3 separate regions of the Homo sapiens genome follow, and regions 1 and 2 are each linked to region 3. Evidence: chromatin loops called from intact Hi-C (ENCODE). Cell type or tissue: heart left ventricle. All regions are shown on one strand.

Region 1 (8,000 bases), 54 kb before region 3:
TCAGATACGCCATGTGAGACATGAATGAAGAATAAAATTGTCTTAAAAATATAAGACAAAGGACATAGATGGCCCTATAATTAATCTGTGAACATACCTATAAATAAAGCAGAATGTAATATTTACCTATATTAAATATATTTATGTAACAACCTTCCATTATTTCTATAGCCCAGAGTAAGGATATTCCTAGGTGTTCAAGAAAATACAATAGGGGTGGGGAAAGATAATTAGAAATCCTGTTTATGTATAATTTTTCATTTTTGTCTTTTTTGAATGTTTTTTATAAAGCACATAATATACTGTGGTAGTACATGAATATTTTTATAAATAAATAGATATACACACAATGAGGTTTTTCCCAATCTCATCTCTTACACATCCCCAACCTCCCATTCCTACACAAAAATATCCCTTCTATGCCTTTGCTTTTCTCAAATAAATGAGCCTTTCCCTGGCTACCTAGGGAAGAGCCAGTGACAACTACTGTCACACATCATTGTTCATCTATACCGTATTTGTAAATAGTCTCTTCAGTAAGGCTATAGGCATTTTTCGGACAAGGTATTTGTACCAGTGTATATATGCATTTGTCTTAGGCAATACAGCATAATGACATTACGGCATGATTTTTAAGAGTGTGGGTCCCTGAGCCAGGTTTCCTAGACTCAAATCCCAGTTTTGCCACTTATTAGCTGTGCAACCTTCAATAAGTTTCCCGTGCTTCCATTTGTTCACTGTAAAATGGAGATAATAATATTCCCTACCTCATAGTGTTGTTGTGAGACTTGAATGAGCTAATACATGGAAAATGCTGAGAAGAATGCTTAGCACACATAGTAAGTGCTCCCTCACTTCCAGATCAGGTCATTGGACCTGAAGAGGGTGAATGTCCTTTTTGTTTTGAGACAGAGTCTTACTCTGTCACCCAGGCTGGAGTGCCGGGCGCGATCTTGGCTCAATGCAACCTCGGCCTCCTGTGTTGAAGCAATTCCTGGGCTTCAGCCTCCTGAGTAGCTGGGATTACAGGTGTGTGCCACCACACCTGGCTAATTTTTTGTATTTTTAGCAGAGATGGGGTTTCGCCATGTTGGCCAGGCTGGTCTTGAACTCCTGACCTCGGGTAATCCGCCTGCCTCGGCCTCCCAAAGTGTTGGCATTACAGGTGTGAGCCATTGTGCCTGGCAATGGGTCAATGTCTTAATCAAGTTCCACAGCTGATTTGTGACAGAATTCTTATCACCTAACACAAGGGAAAAAAATGTGCAAGAATGTTTGAAGTAGCATTTTTTTGAATACTGAAAAAAAAATATTCAAAAACAGTAAAATGAACAAGTAAATGATGGACTATATAATGAAATATTCTTACAGCAATCAAAATACATAAACTACAGTAAAATAGAACAAGGAAGAATCTCAAAAATATAATCTAGGATGAAAAAGCAAGTTTTAGAAAGATACATTCAATATGGTATTTACATAAGGTTTGAAAATGTAATACTATACATTGTTCAGCAATATATATGTACATGTTTTTAAAAAGTATGAAACATACAGGGGAATGATAAATACCAAATTCAAGATTACGTGGTTACTTCTGGAGTGGGAAGGGAGGAGAAGGGGTTTCAGAAGAGATACATACATTATAATACATCTATAATACAGTACTTAAAAACTGTTTTCTAATATACAGTAAATTATTAAAATTTTATAAATTTGTGTGGTAGCATATAGCAGTTTGTTATGGTTTCTATACTTTTCTGGACACTTGAGTTTTTCAGATTTTTAAAGAAATACTACAAACTAAAAGTAAGGTACTGGCGATGATGAAAGTTTCATGATTTGTAGGGACAAAGAGTAAAATTAATAATCTGCTTATATGCCATAGAGTCAATTATAAGTTCAACTGATATTTTCTCTCCTAGTTATAAACCTCAACAGTGGAAGAATTTTTCTTCCTATTATAAATTCATTTGGATGATTATATAATCAGATGTGGAGCTAATGTGTCCTTTAAACATTAATTTATTTTATATTGTTTCCAGAATGGCCAACTACGTTAGGTAGTAGTATCTCCGCTTTGAAGATGAGGGTCCTAAATATAAGCCCTTGACTTACCCAAGGATAGATCTAGAATTTTAGAAGAATGTCAGGAATACAGGAATACAGCCAGGGACCAAGCCTTCATTCCTTTAATACTAGACTTGGCCTTCAAAACAAAATAATGCAGTAATTCTGTAGCAGTAACTCTGCCATTTCTGTCCTAATGCACTTTTAAAGGCTAACAAATTTTAAAAACAAAACAAAAAACCCCATAAAAGCTCCCAACAATTTTAAAGGAAATACTATAAAGTAAATCTGAAGAAAGTTAGAAGAATTAGCAAAGTCACCATTTTACAATATTATAATTATGTTAAGTACGTCTTAAGCAAGCACTTAGGGTCATGGTTGGAGGTCTGACCTGGGTTCCTGAGGTGGAATGCTTGGGGGATGAAGTTCAAACACAGCCTGTTTACCCATGGACATAAGTGGCCTTAATCAAGACAGAACACCTTTTTTTAAATGTTTGCTTTAAAAGCAGAAGTGCAAATAAGACTGTGATTTATGAATCTGCTAATATCCTTCTCTGCTGTAGACATCAAAAAGATTGACTTTGGGGCTGTGGTAAATATAACAAGAATGTAGACTTGTTAAAGCAGTAATAGGTACTCTTATTAAAACTCCATTTCCATTAAGCTTTACAAATTTTCTTCCCTCCTTCCAGGCTTTAAAGAATGCGTTCCAGAGGCAGTGATACCGAGGGCTCAGCCCAAAAGAAATTTCCAAGACATACTAAAGGCCACAGTTTCCAAGGGCCTAAAAACATGAAGCATAGACAGCAAGACAAAGACTCCCCCAGTGAGTCGGATGTAATACTTCCGTGTCCCAAGGCAGAGAAGCCACACAGTGGTAATGGCCACCAAGCAGAAGACCTCTCAAGAGATGACCTGTTATTTCTCCTCAGCATTCTGGAGGGAGAACTGCAGGTCAGCTGGGTTGGAGTTATCCCCATCATGCTTCAAACAGAAGGCTGCTTGTGAATTTGGTGTTCCTGCTGCCACAGAAATAGATATCTGTGGTTCATACATGTGTGTACATGAAAGCAAAGCATAAGTATATATACAAAGAATTCTCCTCTGCCAACTCAAAGTGCAATTAATCCCATCTAAAGGGGCTGTCATGATGACATGTGATTGGCATACAGGTCGTGAAAGGTCACATCCTCTGCCCATGCTGCTCAGGAGCTTCAGTGCACATGCATGCATCAGTAGCAATAATGCCAGATGACTTCGGGATTGGTTTAAACAACAATAGGTGCTTTTGTACCCCAAGTGAACTGGCTCCTAGACTAGCCCTGGCATTATTAACCTACATGAAAATCTAAAAACAGCTGGTACACATATAGGAGAATTTTATTTCCTACCCCCTGAAAATCCAAATGCTAGTACATTGATGGATATCATGATATCTGCTTGTCAAACATAATAAAAAAAGTAGTCCTCCAATGTTGTATAGTAATCACTTTTTAAAACATTAATTGTGTAATTAGACTACAAGAAGGATGAAGGGATATAGTTTTGTTACCTTTTATAAAAGTGTGAAAATGAAATATGATTCATTTAGATTTGAAAGAGAAGAAAAAGCACTGCCAACTATCACAAAAATCACTTGCTGAGACTGCTGGTAGAGACAGCAGGCTTTCTGAAATACTTTTTGTTCCTACAGGCTCGAGATGAGGTCATAGGCATTTTAAAGGCTGAAAAAATGGACCTGGCTTTGCTGGAAGCTCAGTATGGGTTTGTCACTCCAAAAAAGGTGTTAGAGGCTCTCCAGAGAGATGCTTTTCAAGCGAAATCTACCCCTTGGCAGGAGGACATCTATGAGAAACCAATGAATGAGGTATGTACCACAATAGGGGTGTGTACCTGGGAGGCAGCCAAGCACTAGCCCTGCAGATGAGCATGATCTGTAACTCCTCTTTGATTCCTTACAGTTTTACTTTCTAACGCACTTAAAGCCTACACAAAACAGATAAATACGACAAGTTCAATAGGAAAGTTAAAAAGAATGAACCATAGACAGGATGCGTCCACTAGGTTTGTTGCTTGAATCAACCAAAATCTACCAAATGCCAGAGAATGCTCCCCACTCTCACGTGCATGTGCAGGCACATACACACACAAACACACACATGCACACACATACATGTGCTTACACACACACACACACACACACACACACTCTGGGAACTTGCAGGGTACCCAGGCTGTAATAAAAAACATAAAGTTCAACCATAGAGGTTAATTTTTGGAAAACACTGAGGTATTATGTCATAGAAATTTTGAACATGAATGGAAATAATCTAAAGAACTGTCCAAGAAATAGAGTTTTTAAAAACATATATTTTAGATGAGTGCATACCTTCTTTTTCCTTCAAAGTTTAATGACAGCAAAGACCTTTCCCTCACCAAGCGTACCTAGCAATTACAACGGCAAAGGTGGGCAGTCCCAACAGGGCCACCACTAGGGAGAAGGCAGTACTGCTTGCTCTTTTACTTGCTGACATTTCTGAAACCCTTTGGAATTCTTATTTTATTCTTTAATTTTCCTCTGAGACCTTCATGGAAAATTTCATAATTTTTCATTTTTATAGAAAAGAAACAACTAGGAACATGAGTTGAGGCTGGAGAGTGAAAGCAAGTTTCAGACAAATTTCCCTCAAATAAACTCTGGCAACCTACCTCAGGACTGACCTCTAATGTCCTTGCTATTCTCGTCTTTAGTATCTCATGAGAGAAGAGACTACTGTCTTGCCAAATAGTGAAGGAGTTTGGTCATATGTATCTGCTTCTCTACGGGGTGAGGATGAGACCACCCAAAGTCTGTTGATTTGCACTTTAATCCAAATTTTAAACAAAAGGAACCAGAGCTGCATTCAAGTGAATACTGTTAAAACTGTATCCTGGCTCCCAACATATTAACTATGAAACAGTGTCAGGCACAAATTCCCCAACCCCTGTGAGCTCAAATGCAAATTAATGATCTCTGAACATAACCCTAACAAAACTCTACAAATGGCATAACCTCTCAACACTTCAGTGTGAAATGGAACAGGATGATTCCAAACTTATGTTGAAATCGGTGGGAAAAAATTTAATTACAAAATAATTCTATTGTGCACATGCAAAATTGGAAATACCCCCCTTCTACAAATGCTTGCAGTCTTAACTCTGTAAGGTGCCCCTGAAAGTTACCCATAATCTGGCCCTACTTTACAAGTCCAGCCTTTTTTGATTACTCCTCCAACAGATACCCCTATATACATACACCTCTCACATTCCCACCTCCATGATCTGCCAATTTTCCTCTCTTTCCTCTACTTCCCCCTTATGGATTTCTCTGTCCTCAGATATCAGTTTATGCAATTCCTCGAAGCCAAAATAACTCCACGTACACAACCCAGTTGTCTATCCTTTTCCTCGGTCTAGGAAGTACTAGGTGAGAGGGGAATGCCCCGAAAATAAACAGTGAAGGGGAATTCTGCCTAGGATTTTCCTACACAGGGCTGAAGAAAATAAAGGGAGGGCAGTGCTCCTGCTGAGACCAGCTGTGACTGTATCCTAATTACATGAGAATAAGCATCTTGAATGCTAAAGTTATTCTTCTTTTGCATTCCCCCATCTTGAAGTGTTAACAGCCCCTTCTCCCTTTTATTTTCTTCATAATGTTCTTTTTGAAAAACCTAAAAAATCTCAATCATGTCTAGGGTAAACTAGAGGTGATTTATCTAATTCTTAAGGCAAAATAACTTAGAAGAACAAACAGCTCTCGGTTACATGACACGACAGGAACACTGACTTAAGATGAAAAACTGGTGGAAGCCTGTGAGCTGGAACATGCTTGGGGCTGGGGCTAGGAGCAGAGGTGTGGTCAAGAGGGCGGGAAGAGGCAAGGACTCAGTCCACAAGAGTTTTGACCTCCTATTCCTTTCCAGCCTAGGGTTCTATATCAGAACTTAATTTTAAAAAAAAATTAATAGCCTAAGGTATTCTTAGTTCTTCCAAAAAATATATTATAGAAAATATGGGCCGGGCGCAGTGGCTCATGCCTGTAATCCCAGCACTTTGGGAGGCCGAGGCAGGCAGATCACCTGAGGTCGGGAATTCGAGACCAGCCTGACCAACATGAAGAAAGCCCGTTTCTACTAAAAATACAAAATTAGCCGGGCGTGGTGGCACATGCCTGTAATCCCAGCTACTTGGGAGGCTGAGGCAGGTGAATCGCTTGAACCCAGGAGGCGGAGATCGCGATGAGCTGAGATCACGCCATTGCACTCCAGCCTGAACAACAAAAGCGAAACTCCGTCTCAAAAAAAAAAAAAACAGAAAGAAAATATAACAACATTTTGGATTTACCAAGGCACTATAATAAAAGAGTCTCAGTATTATTAGCATAACCTAGGGCAAATCTTAAAATACTTACCTTAAGCAATGGTATAATTAAGCTTTTAAATTTAATTTTATTCATTTAGTTAGTTAATATGTATTGAAAAGCTCATGTATAGGGAAAGTTTTGGTGAAAGAGGAAAAAAGATTTCCAGGTCTTGGCATTGAAAAAAGCAGTCTTGAAGCACCATGGTGAATTGTAAGAACTGCCTGAAGTCCAGTGTGGCTGAAAGTTGGGTAGGATCGGTGGGAAGATATGGAGTGAAGATGGGGCCAAGGTGGCAGGAGGTTCAGATGGTGAAGGGCCTTTTGGCCCCGAACAGGAGAGTGGAGTCCCAGTGGTGAAAAATCATGCTGTCAGTGATGAGGACAGACTGCAAGGAGGTAAGGCTAGAGGAAGGGAGACCACTTAGGGGGTCATGGAATAAATGAAGGGCACGGATTCCTTCTAGCCTTCTTTCCATTCCCTTCAAACAACCACGAACATATAAAGGGAAAAAAACAATGGAAAGCAAGAGTGGATTAAATAAACCTTCTATTTTCTCTCTTTGGTTTGTATAAAATTTAATATACATATCTTGACAATTACAACAAGCTCTCCAAGGAAATACTGTTTTTGGATTTAGAAAAGCCTCTTTTAGTAATTCATTTATGCTTTACTGAATACCTACTATAATTATTCATACATTAATTCTAATGTCAATCTTGTGACAAATTAAATTGAATGTATTTTCTAAGTCAACTAATAACTTCCCTAAAGTAAAGCTGATCCTATCACTATTTCACTCTCAAATTGCAAAAGGAGTTGATTTGAATTTTCCTTACAATGGACTCTAATGTTTGGGCAACTGAAGATAAAATTTTCAGAGGGCTGCAGTGGTTTGAAACACACTTCCATGACAATCAACACTAGAGCCTCCTCAGAAGATGCCTCTGCCAGCAGGCAATACAACATAGCAGTTTCAGCTTTCACAAAAGGACTGGCTACATTAAAAATCATCAACAATTGTATGGCATAATGAAGTATTTTGTGAATTTAAGCATTTAGAAGTCAGAGAGAATTTACTGGGTTCTATATGCTGGGACACCTCAGTTGTACTCTTTTTCTGAAATGACTTGGTCATTTTGTGCCCAGATTTCTAGTCAAGTACATTTCTAGTCAAGTACATGCTTTTTAGGATACACAACTTAAATTGGCTTTAAATTCACAATGAGTCACACATTCTAAATCTTTTATGACAAAGGCAAACTGTAAAAATCAATCAACATTATCACTTACTGCATCTGTATCTAATCTAGAAAGTCGGGTGTTTTCAAAACCAAGTTCTTAATAGATATTAATTTATCACTAGCAAAAGATCCCGAGTTAGCTCTTGCCAACATGTTTTTCTGGTGGCAGCTTACCCCGTGCTGGGCAAAATGGAGCTCAAGGCCAGGAGCTGATAAACCAGCCCAGTGAGCTTGGCTGTCTAACTCCATCTGACTGTGATGCTTTTGGCCACTGGCATGTTCTTT
Region 2 (8,000 bases), 180 kb before region 3:
GCAGTGAGCCAAGATCGCGCCACTGCACTCCAGCCTGGGGGACAGAGCAACACTCCGTCTCAAAAAAAAAAAAAAAAAAAAAAAAAAAAAAAAAAAAGAAGAAGACAGGATAACCACAAGTGGATATTTCCAGATCTCTAAGTATTACTAGGGAAGTAATATAGAGTAGTAAAGGCTTTCAATTTGGGAAGATGAAAAAGTTTGTGGAGATGGGTAGTAGTCTTGGTTGCATAACAATGTGAATGTTCTTAATGCTATTAAACTGCACAGTTAGCAATAGTTAAAATGACAGATTTTGTATTATATATATTTTACCACAATAAATGAATAAATGAAAAAAGTGAAGTCTCTGGAATCAGTCTTCTTGGCTTCAAATCTTGCCTCTGATATTTCCTAGCTGTGAGTCCTTGGGTATTGCATTACCTTCTCTGTGCTTCAGTTTTCTCACCTCAGAATGGGAGGATAACGACATGCACCTCGGAGGTAGTGAGGGTTAAATGAATTAAATGAATTCATATGTGTAAAGCACTTAGCACCTAGAATGCAATAAAAGTCCAAGAAATGCTAGTGGTTGTTAATGGTGTTGTAATTATTAGTACTGCTCTTATTATGAGGTAAAGCAATTTTTTAAAAAAGTTCCATCTTCTTTCTCTTCTTCTTTTCATTCTCTGCAGGAGGTATTAATAAGAAATAAAATAGTGAAAATGTGGGTAGGAGGAGAAAGAAAGTAAAACAAGGGCCTGGGAAAATTAACACCCTGGAATAACCAAGAATTGCCTACATCAGCCAAACATTTAAGTTTTAATCTCTAAGCAAAACTGTGCAGGGTCCTCAACCACCTGTGAAGATTTTCGAATGTCATGTGCTTGGCCCCAACTTGGACTCACCCCATCTGGCTGTCCAGAGATAAGGAGCCTCTCATTACACAAACATACTCAGTGTGTACAGAGGGATCACTTGTTTTTGGTATTTTAGGTTTATTTAGAAGAAGTATAGTTTTTAAAATCTAAAAATTGTACCCTTCCTTCCTTTTAAAATTTTTTTTTTTTTTAAATTTTAACAGTGCCTTTCTGCCTTGATTAGAAGTAAAGGTCAACTTCTATGTGCACATCTATTGGCCACTTAAGAGAGAAAGCCCTGCTAATAAATCTTGGGGCAAAGGGTGTGGTTTCTTGTGTGTGGCTATTGCTATGCTGCAACTCATCACCTCGTGCGGTTAATGAGGATGTGGTTCTGCAACTTGCACTTCCATTTCAAAGCCATGCAGGCCATTGATAGATCTGTATGGCTCAAAGAGATGCCCTATTTGTTTTTTATTTTTATTTTTTCGAGACAAGATCTGGCTCTATTGCCCAGGATGGAGTGCAGTGGTGTGTGATCTTGGCTTAGTGCAACCTCCGCCTCCCACGCTCGTTATCCTCCCACCTCAGCTTCCAGAGTAGCTGGGACTACAGGCACACACCCTGTGCCTGGCTAAATCTTGTGTTTTTCTATTTTTTGTGGAGATGGGGTTTCACTATATTGCCCAGGCTGGTCTCAAATTTGTGAGCTCAAGGTATCTGTCTGCTTCAGCCTCCCAAAGTGCTGGGATTACAGGTGTGAGCCACTGCGCCGAGCCCCTATTTGTTTCTTAAGTGGTGGTTTTTACTCAGTGAGAGGTGGTAGCTAAGCATTTTTATGTATTTTTTTTTTCTTGGGTGAAGATGCTATTCTAATGTGCTCTGATTTCATTTTCTTGTTTTCGTTTAGGGCATTGGCATACTTTAAAGCTACCTTGCTAGGCCAAGGAGCTGCCTTCTCTTAGAAGGGCATCAGGAAGATGGTTTTTGGATGTGGTATAAAGGGATGGAAGAGGAGGTGGAGTGGGAAACAGTTAAAGTACTAAGGCAAGAGTCTCCTCATGGTTTCTCCTTGCATGGTACTTCACTCCTTTACCTCCCAGTAGATTTTATTTTCTAAAATAGTAGATCAAAAAAATCTTTAGGGGCTCCTCATGACATAGAAAGTAAATCTCAACCTCTTCAGTCTGGCACCGTAGCCCACCCACCATGTGACACACACCTCCAGTTTCCTCAAATCCCTTTACCATACCCGGCACAGCTGAGGGCACATGTACCTGGAGCCCATCTTCCCCCCGCCCCCATTTCCCCAACCGTCCTCCTCCAGCAGGAAAACTGCCTGTGCCACCCCTAGTCATATGGGTCACATTTTAAATTAATCATTTCATACATATGTGATTTACCTCACTAACGAGGCCAGAACTCCCCAGACTGGAGGCTCATAGGTTGAATCCAGTCCACATGCATGTTTTGTTTGGCCTACATGATGTTTTTGAAGAATATGAATTAGTTGCCAGAGTTTTTTAAAAATCAGGAGATGATACATACACACAGAAATCTGGATTTCTGATTTCTCTTGACAAACTGGAAGCTCTGACAATTCTAGGCCGGCACATATGGATGGTTCCAGTCAGCTGGAGTTGTGTAATGACTGACTTCTTCAGGCATGATGGGTCCTTTTCATTACAGTACAGTCCCAGTCACTACTCTGTCCTGCACTTGGCCCCCGCCTTCTGGCTCACAAACCTTCCTGGCTCCTAACGCTGTTTGAATCTTCAACCTCTGAACTACACCCTCTACCCTTGGAGGATAGAAACTTTGTCTTCATCTCCTCACCTCCTCAGGGCCTAGCACACCATTATTTAATAACAGGTGCTAAAAAAAAATGCTTCCTGAATGAAAGGAAGCAAGGCTAGAGTGAAGAAGCAGGGGAAAGCAGTGATGATCACGGAGATGAGGCTAAAAGCAAGCCACGGACAAGGACACAGGTGTGAAGCATTTTTCATTGTCTCAAAAAAGATGTCACATGGAAGGCTCGTCCCATTATAGCCTCAAATGCCAGAGATTTATAAAGCCCTTTAAGGAAAAAGAAAATTAAGAGGCATTGTATTTTTTAAAGGATAGCTTCCCAGAAACTGGACAGAAACAACCTAGAGTATCTAACAAAGCTCTTCAACTCCAAGTATATGTTTCTGTATCAACAGTGAAGTTAGTCAATCTGTTCTTTCTTTTAAGGAAAACCATGAAACTTTAAGCTTTACTTTGTAGTGCTGACTAGGTAAAAGAGAAATTACCCTAAAGGTAGCCTTTATTTCAAGTCTATCTACAAAATCTAAAAAGAAAAACACTGGAAGAGATGGATGTTACCAAGGACCTTTTCCTGAACTTGCACCAAATGCCTTCTCCATGCTGTCCAAACTGCCCCTTTGCTCTCAAATGCAAGTTAAGTTAGAAGATCAGAAAGAAAAAGGTTCTAGAATACTAAACACATCACTCAACTACTAAACTTTATTTTAAACTTCACATATGAAACTGTGGCTCCAGAAGAGAAGTCATGGCTTAACTCAGTGTTCTAACAAAGGAGGTTATACAGCGTCCTCCTTCTACTGAAAAGCCTCTGAGTGGGACAGTCAGGAAAAATGGGCCCTGTTGTCTGTTGATGCTTCTGGGTTTGAGGGTGTAAAATGAAGTCAGTTTGTGGTGAGGTGCTTGGGAATTTAGAGGAGAAAAAAAGCGGAGAGAAACTTTTCTCTTTGTCCACCAAGGGGATTTGTGTTTGAAATGAAAGTTGGAGGAGCAAAAGCTGAGCAAAGCTTTAGATTGGGGATGTGAGTATCTCAAGCTGCCGGGACAGAGAGGAGGTCATCAATGGGAAGCTTGTAGAAGCACCCAAGAACAGACTTGTGCCTCACTTAACTATGTGTCAACTTTTCTCTGCCTGCCTTCAGAGGTGATCTCATTTTACATTCCAAAGAATGACAATGGAAAATCATACCCGTTTATAAGCATCTGATTGTACAAAGTTTCATTCTGTAAGTAGGAGCTTATCACAGTTTCTAAAATCTCCAACTCTGTTCCGTGCCTTGAACATAGAACAGTATTCAGATGCCTCTTAATTTTCTGCCTGAGAGAGGCAGTAGGGTATAGAGAGTAATAGCATAGGCTCTAGAGTCAGACAGATAGGAGTCTCAGTCTTGGTTCTGCCAGTCAGTAAATGTGGAGCCCTAGGAAAGCTAGGTAACTTCCCCAGCCAGTTTCCTCAACTGCAAAAAGAAAATAAAAAATTGTGCATATTGCCTGGGATTACTTTGAGGCATGAGTGGGAGAATGGACACAAACACTTAGCATAGTACCTCACAGAGAGTCAGCCTCTAATAACTAGCTATTTTCATCAGACTCTCACGATGTCGAAAGATTTAGACAGTCAGTTAGTTGGGTAAAAGGTCATCAGGATCTTTGAGGAATACATAGAAGTTGGACCGGCATTGTATTCACAGTTGTTAATTCTAAACAAGGATGAGGGCAGTGACCCTGTTAAAAAAACCTAGGGTTTGAGTGATTTTTCCAGTAGCAGGGGTAGGTTATGCTGAGCCAGCCACGCTCACATCCATACCTTCTGCGACCAAATGCATGCATTTATGAAACACCCGGGCAAGCAGGGGGCTTCTCTGCATGAAACCAACTGTCCCATATGGGGCCTGATCCCAAAGCATTGGATTTCAACCAACTGAACTAACTGGTAACAGATAACCAAGGGGACATTCCCTGTTTGCAGGAGGGGAGCAGACTTTTACAGAGACATATCACGAGAACTTTAATAAGACGCAGAACACAAAATGCATTTTAGTGTTACCCAAGAACATGTAATGTTTCAGAGTTTGGAGAAACCGCAGCAACTCTGTCCATTCCAATTTATAAGCAGATTCTATAGCTTGAAAGGTCTGGGCTTTTATTGGCCTTTTTCCTTGATGATATAATGAGTATTTGAAACTGACATGCCTAAGGCCGGGCAAGAAGCTTGGCCTAGAGATCATGTCATCTTTCCTTAAAGTAACATCTCACTGCTTTCCTGGTTTCCTGCAGAAAGATTAGACTCTTGGAGAATAGTCACAGAATATTAGAACGGGACGGGTCTTTAGTCACCTAGTCCACTGGAGGGGCAGAGAAGCCACGTGGCAGGCAAAGATTATACAGCTAAATCCTGGCTCTGCCAGCACCAGAGCTTCTCTGACTGCAGGTCCAGGACTTTCCATTAAAATCTCCTGCCCTGAGCCTGCCAATCATTAGTTCTCTTACAGAGCTACCCCAAAGTTGTGGGAAAAATCACTTGCCCAATTCTTTTTTTTTTGAGACAGAGTCTCGCTCTGTTGCCCAGGCTGGAGTGCAGTGGTGCGATCTCGGCTCACTGCAAGCTCCGCCTCCCAGGTTCATGCCATTCTCCTGCCTCAGCCTCCCGAGTAGCTGGGACTACAGGCGCCTGCCATCACACCCGGCTAATTTTTTGTATTTTTAGTAGAGACGGGGTTTCACTGTGTTAGCCAGGATGGTCTCGATCTCCTGACCTCGTGATCCGCCCGGCCTGCCTTGGCCTCCCAAAGGGCTGGGATTACAGGCGTGAGCCACCGCGCCCGGCCCCATTTTTTTTTTTTTAATGGTCTAGAGCTGCTACCTGGTTGTGTGGCAGTCCAAAGCAATAAGACATTTATTGTTTCCAGCTGCCTAGAAACTCAACATTAGCTGTGTTAATTAGATTATGACAAACTTGTTAATCACAAGCAGATAAAGCCAGTAAGGGCTAGCAGCATTTCTGACCTGGAGGCTAAAATGTTAATGATATCTCTAGCTCAACAAGAGCAGATTATAAACTTTTGTTATCTTTGTATCACCAGGTAGTAAGCATTCAGTCACTGAAATTTATTTATTTTAATATGAAATCACTTTTGTTTAAAATAAGTATTTCTAGGCTGTAAGTTTCTAAAAAGCCTCCCATAGAAATTTAAAAAGTAGATGTAAGGTCTGGAAAATGTAACAATATTTATGGAAGGATGCATTGGAGACTTGTCAATTTATCAGCTGGAAATGTTGTGGGGAAATCCCAGAGCTGAGAGTCAGACTTGGTTCCTAGCCAGGGTCTTGCCACACCCTCAGCTGGTAATAATATTTGGTACCCTACCATTTTTGTAATGTAAAATGCACCTATGTAGCTTTCTTCTCTACTCCCTGCCTTCCCTTCCCTTCAGGCCCCAGCTTAAGACCTTGGTATACCATAGCTTGCACTTTTATGCTACTTTGAGCAAATATGAATCTTCTTTTACCTGTGTCTTATTTCCCCAACCAGATCAACTAGGCTATCCTTCTCTGAATGCCTAAGATTAAGCTTGGACTCCATACACAAGTGTTATCTATAATACAATCTATCCTATCAGAAAAATGAGGGTACTATACAGATAATCTTTGGACTCCTTGAAGGTAGTTATGAAAAACTTCATATCTACCCTTCATATTGTGGAAGAGTAATTTAATATAAACAAGAAAGAATGTGTACAATATTAAAAAATTTCTGAAATTTAAGGCTAGATTTTTCTCTAGCCTATCTCTCTTTTCTAAATTACTGGGATAATCACAAAAATTACTCTCCTCTCAAGAATGTTTGACTACTAAAGAACAGGGAAAGGAAGAGATTAAAATATAAATGTGAAAATGCACATATCAAAATGCTGGCTGTGGTTTTTAATCTAGGTGGTATAGCAATGGGTAATTTATATTTTTATCTTTGCATCTTTGTATATTTTCCACATTCAATGAACACAGGCTACTCTTATAAACTCTAAAATAAAGGTAAAGACAGTCTTTAGTATTTACAAATACTTAACGAGAGACAAATCAGTTTTTTTCTAGCATTAGACAGTGATTGTCACAGTGTGATAACATGTCCTAGGAATTTCCGAGAAGAGCATATGGCCACGTGGATCATACAGTCACCTTGATTTTCTATCGCCTGGATGGACTGAGTGTGCCAGTGATGTTGGGGATAACAGAACTAAGAGGTGTTCAGTAATGCTAAAGATACTGAGGAAAGCAAGAGAGACATTGTTCAGGATCCTCAGTGCTTGAGATGATACTCTTGTACTGGAAATCCTATGCATACACGAAGAAATTGATAAGAGTAGGACGAGGAGAACTGGGAGACCTGAATTGGGATAGGAGCTGCTGAGAATGTTCTGAAGGGCAGACCACGAGGACTTTGGTAAGAGTCTGAGGCAGGAGACTTCCAGAAAGACAACTGTGACCTGACAACAAAATACTATGGGCCAGGAGGTAAAGGGTAAAGCACGGAAGCAGAGATGATCAGCAAGAAGGCCCAAAAGAGGCTCTGCAAGCTGGGAAAGGGCATTCAGAAGTTTCTGGAAGGAACTATGTTGTGATTAATGAAATCCAAGCTTAACAGAATAACATGAGACTAAATTTGAAATGACCTCATACTTCTGAACATTTCAGTTTTTGCATCTGAACTCAACTGTGACACCAGTGATGGTGAGAGAGAGGGGGCAAGGTTACGGGATCCAGAGGCATTGTGATAGAAGTTGTGCATCTCATCCCAGGGCTTGAGGGTATTGGTGGGAACTGCTAAAAGACAGTGCAGCCCAGAGGGAAGGGAAATCAGTGATCTGCCCTCCTTTGATCCAGTTGTCCAGCATGGTTTCTTTGAGCCACATCTGCAAGATTATTCACGTTGTATTCCCAAGTCCTGGGCCAGGAGTGGATAGTTCAAATGCCAACAGGGGCAGGTAGGTAACAACATAACATGACATAACATAACATAACATAACATAACATAACATAACATAACATAACATAACAAAACATAACATAATATAATGAACGAAGCAGGTCAGACTGGCTCATGGTGCAGGCAAGAGTACGTGCTCCACTTGACGGGACAGCCACTCCCCAGCTCTGGCCAGCTACAAGAATGTAGGCCTAGGTTTTCCAGATCTGAGCTTTCAAGAAAAGCCAGATATCTCAATTTCTTTGTGAAATTTGCTATTACTAGCAACTAACTCATGTTCTTTCAAAAAACCATCAAGCAAGTCAAAGAGAACATATCAAGAGGGAAGGGGGAATGTGATGTCTCGGTTAGTTTGTGACCTTTGCTCTGAA
Region 3 (8,000 bases):
AAGAAGAGTGAAGAAATGAGGTTGATTAGAAAAATGATTGTCTAGGGCATGGAGAGAAGGTTCTTTTACCACAGACATCCCCTTTGGCTCCACATTCACAGTTGCCTACAGGTCCCTTCAGCCTTCGTCCTAAGTTGTGTAGCAGCAGAGGAGAAGGGATCGGAGAGTAGAAGCACAGGATCGGATCCATGGCAAGGTTATCCAGTGCTCAGTGGCAAAGCTGCTTTGCAAGAAGGCTGTGGGTAAGGTGGTAGAAGGTAGCGTGGGGTGCAATAAACACCGAAAGCTCATATTCTGGCCAATCCAACTGTAGTCTGAAGCAATGCAGGACCATGGAACTATACCTCTCCCTATGCAATCCTGGGTCTGTTCCCACTCTGTTCAGCTTCTTATACAGGACCAGGTCCATAAGACCAGGTCTTATACAGGTCTTGCTGTTTTTCTTTGTACATGACAGTGTTTCCATATATACTATCTCACAGAGGCAAAGAAGCAAACATGTCATATACAAAGTTAGCATTACCATCTCATAGCTCAAAGCAGAGCTCCTAGGGAGCAGAGCGTACCAACTGCTTAAATGACCAAAGGACCAGCAATGAAAATTTTGGGTAGCTGCAAGAAACATCCTATTAATTACTGCTTCTTTGGCACTTACTATACTTGGATGACTGAAAGACATGACCAGTCAAAAGAAGAAACAAAGGCAGGGAGAGAAGACATGAAAGAAAATAAGAGCAGTTACTTCAAAAAGAGGAACTGGCTTGATGTGATTAGCAGTATATTAATGGTATTTTTTAAAAGTTAAATAATGATGATGTTGTAATTATGGTCAGTAGCAACTGACTTCACTAATAACACCTGTTAATGTGGTCATTGTCATGGCCTCCTGACAATTAGCTCGAACCAGGGAAACTGGTGATATTAAGCTGTCTTTGACATAATATAATATGGCTAAATCTAGTTGGTATCTCCTTGTTTCTTGCCTTGTTACCTACAAACCCCTTCTCCCGCATTAGAAAGCAATGAACTTGGTAGAAAAATTTCTTTGTATCATTTCTAAATAACAGTTTAAAGCTAGTGCTGATTTAGATCATAAACTCAGATTACTAATTGTAGAAAGGACCTTGGTGTCTAGGTATGCTTATTTGTAGTAAATTCCTGATTAAAAAATGAAAAGAAAGTCACAAAAGTAATTGGACAGAACAAGGTTAGGAAGTAAAACTCTCTCATCCAATTTTGAGGCACAGTGATCATAACTCTACTATTTTCACAAATGAAACCAAGAGAATTTCACAAATGAAGAAAATTTCAGAAACCAAGAGAATAAAAATTACATCTCAGAAAGAATTTTGGTTGAAAGAGGGAAGGAAATAAAAGTCTACTCATCTACTTATGTGGCCAATGGCGCACAATGCCAACAGCTGGTTGGAGTTTGCAATACACCACCCAGGGTACTCTTGTATCAGTTAAAGGTCCTGCTCCCTCAAAACCCTTGACTTTCGTTTGAAGTGAAATGGTGATGATATTCTAATTTTACTAGAACAAGATACGTTGCTGCCACCTTCCAGAAAACTGTCAGTAAATCCACAAATCCACAAAAAAGAGGATGAGTCTTGGCTTTCCCAGTTCAAGATTCAGTCTAGAAAATAAACAGAAACTTCTCAGTTAAATCTGAACACTCCTTTACCAAACATACCTCTGAGAGATTCTGAACAAACTATTAGGAGAAGACAAGACTATTTATGTAGAAGAAGGCTATATATGTAAGACTATATATGTAGAAGGCTATATATGTAAACATTGCTTTAAATCCCTGTATCATTACTTTAGTAGCGGTGTGACCTTGGTCAAGCCACTTTAGCCTTCTAAATGTCTTTATCTGAAAAGAATGGATCATATCACATCAAAATGTGTTGTGAAGATTAAATGATGAAATGCTTGTAGAGCACTAAGTATGGTGGTAGGTATGATCTAAAAGCTCAACAAATGAGGGCTATTAATATTGGTTCCTGAAGACAGTGGTCACATAACTATGACCTCACTTGGAAAGCTGAGTCATAGCTGGGTCAAGAGACTGATGTTTCAGGAGTAACACATTAGTAATGTAACCAGGCAAGTAGTGTACCAGGCAAGGGCATACAAGGAGTAGAAGCCCTAATCCTCTTTCCTCTATTCTTCAGAATATAGCTAAAGAAAAGGAGGAAATAATACTAACATATTTCATGGGAACCAGCAAGTCAAAAGAATGAAAATAAATGCAAAACTTGAGTATGGATATGTGAGAAAGAAACAAATGGTAGTGTTAAATGTTAGGAAACATATTTGCCTATCAGAGGGAAAAAGATGCAAAACAAGCTACAAAACTGTTAGCTTTGGGGTAAAAGTATGCTATCAGTTTGGGGCTGAGATTCAGGTGTTTATGCATCATACAACTTTCATAAAAGTCATTTAATCTCATTTGTAATAAAAAATGCAGCATAAAAGTCTCAAAAAGGATATTTAATAAGTATGAGGTAAGCACAGGAGACTAAAAAGATTACAATGCAATTCACAAGTATAGGGCAGAAGAGTTAAAACCAACAAAACTACAAACTCAACATCCAAAATGTTAGTACACAATTGCAAATCAAATATTAAATTTTAAGTTCGGCTGAAGAGTATGTGTAATTCACATCTCTTAGTATACTGTATATGAAAAGCAAGAGTGAGTTTACTTTAGGTTTCTCAGTAGGTACTTAGAGTGATCTAGAATAATGATAAAGTGAACTCCCAATTTAGTGAAGAGGACATACATTTAATGTTGTGCCCTGCATCTTTATTCCACACCATTTCCACTAACAACTCTGCAAACATCCTTTCTCCACTCCACACTAAGAAAATGAAGCGAGCAGACTATTTTCGTCATTCTTGTTTGACAAAACATATGGAAACAATAATTCTACAGACATATGTACATCATAATAGGAAGCAATCCTATTTTAATGTAATTTTAAAAGAGGTTTTAAAAGGACTCAAGCTACTAAAATTACTCATCTGAAGCTTGCAAATAAGAATGCCACGTCCCTAATTTATTTAGCAGATTCATATAGTTGGGCTAGAACTTTAGGTATGACTTCTCTTATAATTCGGAGGTGAATTCTCATTCACAAGAAGTAGGATTTGTACAAGTAAATCTACCCCATACTAGAGGATAATATTCTTAATTCAATCACATTTGGCTAATTTCTTTTTTCTTCACGTGGTTATTTTTGGCTTTATTTTGTTTGCCGGTAGAAGAGAACAAACATTAAAACTGGCTCTAAAGTTCTAATTTTATACATTGTCTTGAAAGTACAGCACAAAACATTTAATTTCTTTAAAAATTTTTTCCCTGCCAAAAAATGATAGTTTTAACTGCTTTCGTTAAAACACAGGCATGCAGAAATGGGGAAAGAGGAAGTTCTTTCAGGAAAAACACTGAAAAAAATAAGATTTCATCTGGCCTTTCCATCATCACTTGAAGAATTGTTTGGTAGTTACATCATCAGGAAATAAAACACCATCCTCTGAGGACCCCTACTCATTACAAAGAGGAAAGAGAAGGTTTGAAGTCTAAATCACCCCCAGAGATGTCTCCACAAAACCCCAGACTTCTCCTTTCCCTCTCCCGCCTACCCCCAGCAACCAAAAATAAAAAGTATAATGAATTTACAAAAGTTTACATAAGAATAACAGGATGTGTATTGAAGTCCCTGAAGCAACAACAGCTTTAGGGACCCAGAGGGAAAAAAGTTACAAGCGGATCGACCCTGCCTCCCAATGACTTTGTTAGCCCGACAGGAGGGCGCCGGCGCCCCGGCCCACCGGCCCACCACTCATTCCCTCCGCTGGGAGCCGGGAACCACGGTCCGTTCACACGGCCGGAACATCCGCGGGAGCTGGGGTGTGTGGCTGCGCCGCCGCCGCGGCCGAGGGTCCCGCGGTCACCGGCGCCCCCGCCGACAGCGCCGCACACGCGGAGCGCCTTATAAGGCAGAACAGTGACGTAACGCCCATAGGCCGGGCGCGCTCAGCGCCCCGCTCGCATTGTTCGGGCGACTCTCGGAGCGCGCACAGTCGGCTCGCAGCGCGGCACTACAGCGGCCCCGGCCCGGCCCCCGCCCGGCCCCGGCGCAGGCAGTTCAGGTAAGCCCGGGAGAGCAACTTCGCTCCACCAAGGGGCACTGCTGTCAGACAGCCAGGTAGCAAGTCTGTGGGTGGCTGTTAAAGCTGTCTCAGCATCACAAACTGCAGACAGGTTTCGCAAAGCGCATCCAATGAATTCTAGGTTCAAAACCGTTTCCAACTCACACAAAACTTGAAAGTAGAAGTTTTCTCTGGAGGAGAAAACAGATTAGAGATTTAATTTTAAATGTTGAGAGGTGGGAGGTGACTGTATTACATACGCTTTCCAAGTGAGCTACACATTGAATCCTGCCCATATTGAGAAATCTTTGGGGAAAGGGTGGGGGAGACTATATTGTACTGCAGCAACCCTATCTCTCCTCCGGACTCAAACTCGCTTGTCTTACATGAGCAGAATGCGAAAATTTGTTAGTGCCAGGTTTTCCCCTCTTTTTGTAAATGTTAATATAAACGACTAGAAAAACACTGTTAGGAATACATCTTGGAATTAAGACGAATCTAACTTAAAAAGTAAAATCTTTTTAAGCTTCAAAAAATCGTACAAACGCTATTTTGTCGTAAAAGCATATGTCAATTTGTACAAGGAAGTAACTATCATAGTTTTGAGTTCTAACTTTCTGCTTCAAGTCCAGGCATTGGAAAAATGACAAACCTCACTTACAGCTATCATTTCTAGAGTAATATTTTGGATAGTAGTATATTATGTAAAAAATGCCAATTTAAAAGGTAAAACTTATAGAGTAACTGTATTAATCAGTAACATTTTAAACCATAATTAGTTACATCTAAATCCTGAAGAGGCTATTGCTACCAATGAACTCTTACAGTATGATAACTGAACACTTGGCAGAAAAATCTCCATAATATTTTACTTCATTTTTTCCAACTAAAAGTCAACGTAGGAATTAAAAATAAAAAGGTTATGTCAACTTTAGAACACTGGAATAGGAGATGAAAAATTGATTCATCATTCAATCCTTATCTGGTCTAAACATATATTGTAAAATAAAACTTTAACAACTATGTGACAGAATTGTCCCTTTTAAAACAGTCTCTATGTTTTATAAGTATATACAATTCAAACTCAGAATTCATAGGCTGCCATTTATATTTACTCTGAGATTTTAAAATGCTGGCATTTTAGTTGGCACTAAAATGACCATATAAGATAACTGTTTGGAGGTACAGTAAAAGTTTAACAGAGGAGCAGAGCACTATAACCACTGAGGTGTATGTGTGTGTTACAAACTCATGTTTTTATATTTAATTGTCAGAAGAAAATGTCAGATCCCAGATTTTATCATTGAAACACAGCATTTAAAAAATACTCAAAATGTGGGTTATATCTGTATATTTCTAATAATTTCTGTTGGATGGTTTTTAAAAGTATATGACATTGGTGCCTATCATTTTTGCCTCATAGCAGTTTTTTTGTTTTTGCTAATTTTGTTTGGAGCAATGCACGACTTTGGTTTTCATATTTTAAAAGAAAAATTATATGTTATTTGGCCTGAGGATAGGCTATATAAACTGCAGGTTAGTACTGAGAAGTAGGATTTTCCACAAACTATTATTTCAAACCTAGGGAAGCCCACCATAATGAGAAGAGCGGGGCCAACACCCATGTCACTGTGGAGAAGTACAGAATATGCAATGGAAGAGTTGTTTATCTGATATAAGCGGTAATTGGAAACTGAAAAATTCCTGCTCTGGAAAAAAGATATTCTGCTCTTCTGAATCTAACAGAGGAAGAGACAAACAGAAACCATCAATTATTGTTTCAGGTATACCCAGAGTACCATCTGTACCATAAACTACAACTCAACTGTTGAAAATCATAACTTCCATCAAAATTCTAACAGCTGTGTTTCCCAGTGTCTTTTATTTTTTTAAAGCAGGCAAGCATCGATTTTTTAAAATTTAAAAATAACACTCTTTAATATTCCACACTTTTTCCCATTTATTAACTTTAAAGCATGGTTCAAAGAACAATCACATAAGACCTCTTTTAAAACTGAAAGCTAAGTATGACTTATCATGGATACCCTATCTCACACTGGGCTCTTTGGATGAGCAATTTCTTAGTCCTTGGGACAATCTGTATGATGGGAAAATGTTTTTGATAGAATGAATGTGAATTTCTACACTTCCAAATAAAGCACATAATAATTTTATGCTTAGTAAGTTCATTTGCACTTTTGTGGTGATTAACCTTAACTGTTAAGCCCTGGTATTTTTGTGCTATTTTCCTAATGCTGTGATGGAGACTATAGTAACAGCCAGTATGAAAACACAAATCAAGCCTTGACTTAATTTTCCGGTTCTCTTGCAGTTCCCATTAATTTGCCTTCTCAAAAGGCTGTAAATTTTGTTTAAGGGTTCTCTGCTGTAATTTCCCCTCCAAAAAAGTGCCTTTGGTAATAAATGGATTTTGAGATTTAAGAAAAAAAACTGAAAATGTAGGAGGAAGAATAAGATTCCAATAATTCTGCTTAGGTCATGTTCTGTCCATGTCTAGTGCTTCAGGGCAAAGTGAACATTTTACAAGGTGAATAGAAAAAAAACATACAGCCCCTCCTATTTAAAGGAAAAAGGAAGAGGGGCAAGAAGAGAACTGTTTATAAAAGACTGGATATTGTGGATGTAAGGCAATATTGGTCTCAACCTGCTTCAGGAACTGAAATGGCCCCATCTGTTGTTCACAGAGCCTGTCATCTTTGAAAAATCTAATACACCCTACCTTATCTGTTGGACATATTAATTTTAAACGATTTTAAGGTCCATTTAATTTGTATTTGACCATGAATTCAGCTTCAATTTAAACTGATTGTTTAGTTTTTGTAAATTATATTTAAATAAGGATTTAAAGATGAAGAGACACTGCATATGCAGCCAGCATCACAAACCTTCAAAGCAATATTTCTGTGGTTGCTGCTGTCATCACCACAACATTTTCTAGCCACCAACCCAGTCACTTATGCTTAAAGTGTGCTGCAATGACTTTTAGAACCTCCTATGGCTGGTCATTTTCTACTTAAAATGAGGTAGGACATTCATGTTTTGAGTCATTTTGTTAGGTACACTAATTCCTAGCAGATTATCACCAACACTTATCAGCCTTTGCACATCCCTCCTTTTTTTAAAAAAAAAAAAAGACTTGAGATTCTCCTTGACCTTCATCTGCACTAACATCGTCTCTGCCTGGGAAAGCTGGGCAAACAAAAATGGGAAGGCTTACCAAGGAAAGTCCCTGGTTTCTTTTTCAGATATGAGAAACACTCCCTCTTCATGCTTGTTCTCTGAGATGCTTTAGCAGATTAAGATAGGACAGCAGCAGTTTTAATTCTGAGCCCAAGAACGAGAACACATTAGCAGTATTCTTTTTCCAGTCTGACCGTCCTCACATTTCTATGCTCTACTGGCTCCAAAATATGATAAATTGTTAAGTATAGAATTTTTTTTAAACAAGCTTGGGGAATGATGTGTTTGTGGGGGCAGGCAGGGGAGCAGTAGGGAGGTAAGTAGAGGAGTAGATAGGTAAGTGTATGATTGGGACAGACAGGATGCAGACATACCTCAACTCCTTGTGTCTGTTTATGATAACTACTTATTCTAGCCTAAAGGAGTTATTATCAGCAAAAGAAAGCATACATTACATCAGAACAGCAAACATTCAACTATGAATTTGAGAAGTACCTTGATAAGGTACTTGACTATATGGAAAATGGGATACCCCAGGCCCCACAGTCACACACACACACACACACACACACACACACACACACACACACACACACACACAGTCCTGGCACAGAATATCCACAGAATTTTACAGC

What was found. A loop is a pair of places that touch in the nucleus more often than their neighbours do. Peaks named below come from ENCODE experiments on the same cell type or tissue, not always from the same donor. Only the 100,000 strongest peaks of a DNase experiment are listed, where the experiment ranks them.
Region 1: it touches region 3 in a loop (2.1-fold over the local background); 33 of 110 quality-filtered maps call a loop at or near these places.
Region 2: it touches region 3 in a loop (2.8-fold over the local background); 42 of 110 quality-filtered maps call a loop at or near these places.

The regions. Positions count from the first base shown.
Region 1 is chr3:99,925,795-99,933,794 of GRCh38, reverse strand. The region is part of intron 1 of CMSS1 (cms1 ribosomal small subunit homolog); the gene reads right to left. FILIP1L (filamin A interacting protein 1 like) reads left to right here. Exons shown (of 6, transcript NM_001387850.1): 2 at 2,765-3,026; 3 at 3,766-3,939. The coding sequence starts at 2,775. The region is part of intron 1 of LOC105374010 (a long non-coding RNA gene); the gene reads right to left. It also overlaps the pseudogene TMEM258P2. Among named protein-coding and RNA genes, the nearest start is that of MIR3921, 35 kb to the left of the region's middle. In heart left ventricle, a CTCF peak has its summit at 4,577; no DNase peak of the experiment used is centred here; H3K27ac peaks cover 4,318 bases.
Region 2 is chr3:100,054,191-100,062,190 of GRCh38, reverse strand. All of the region lies in intron 1 of CMSS1 (cms1 ribosomal small subunit homolog), which reads right to left. All of the region lies in intron 1 of FILIP1L (filamin A interacting protein 1 like), which reads left to right. Among named protein-coding and RNA genes, the nearest start is that of FILIP1L, 56 kb to the left of the region's middle. In heart left ventricle, a CTCF peak has its summit at 3,965; no DNase peak of the experiment used is centred here; H3K27ac peaks cover 395 bases.
Region 3 is chr3:99,872,236-99,880,235 of GRCh38, reverse strand. All of the region lies in intron 1 of CMSS1 (cms1 ribosomal small subunit homolog), which reads right to left. The region is part of intron 4 of FILIP1L (filamin A interacting protein 1 like); the gene reads left to right. The region is part of intron 1 of LOC105374010 (a long non-coding RNA gene); the gene reads right to left. Among named protein-coding and RNA genes, the nearest start is that of HP09053, 52 kb to the right of the region's middle. RefSeq lists an enhancer at 1,897-2,191 and a silencer at 3,757-4,226. In heart left ventricle, CTCF peaks have their summits at 3,800 and 3,999; a DNase peak (open chromatin) is centred at 4,045; H3K4me3 peaks cover 5,082 bases; H3K27ac peaks cover 6,650 bases.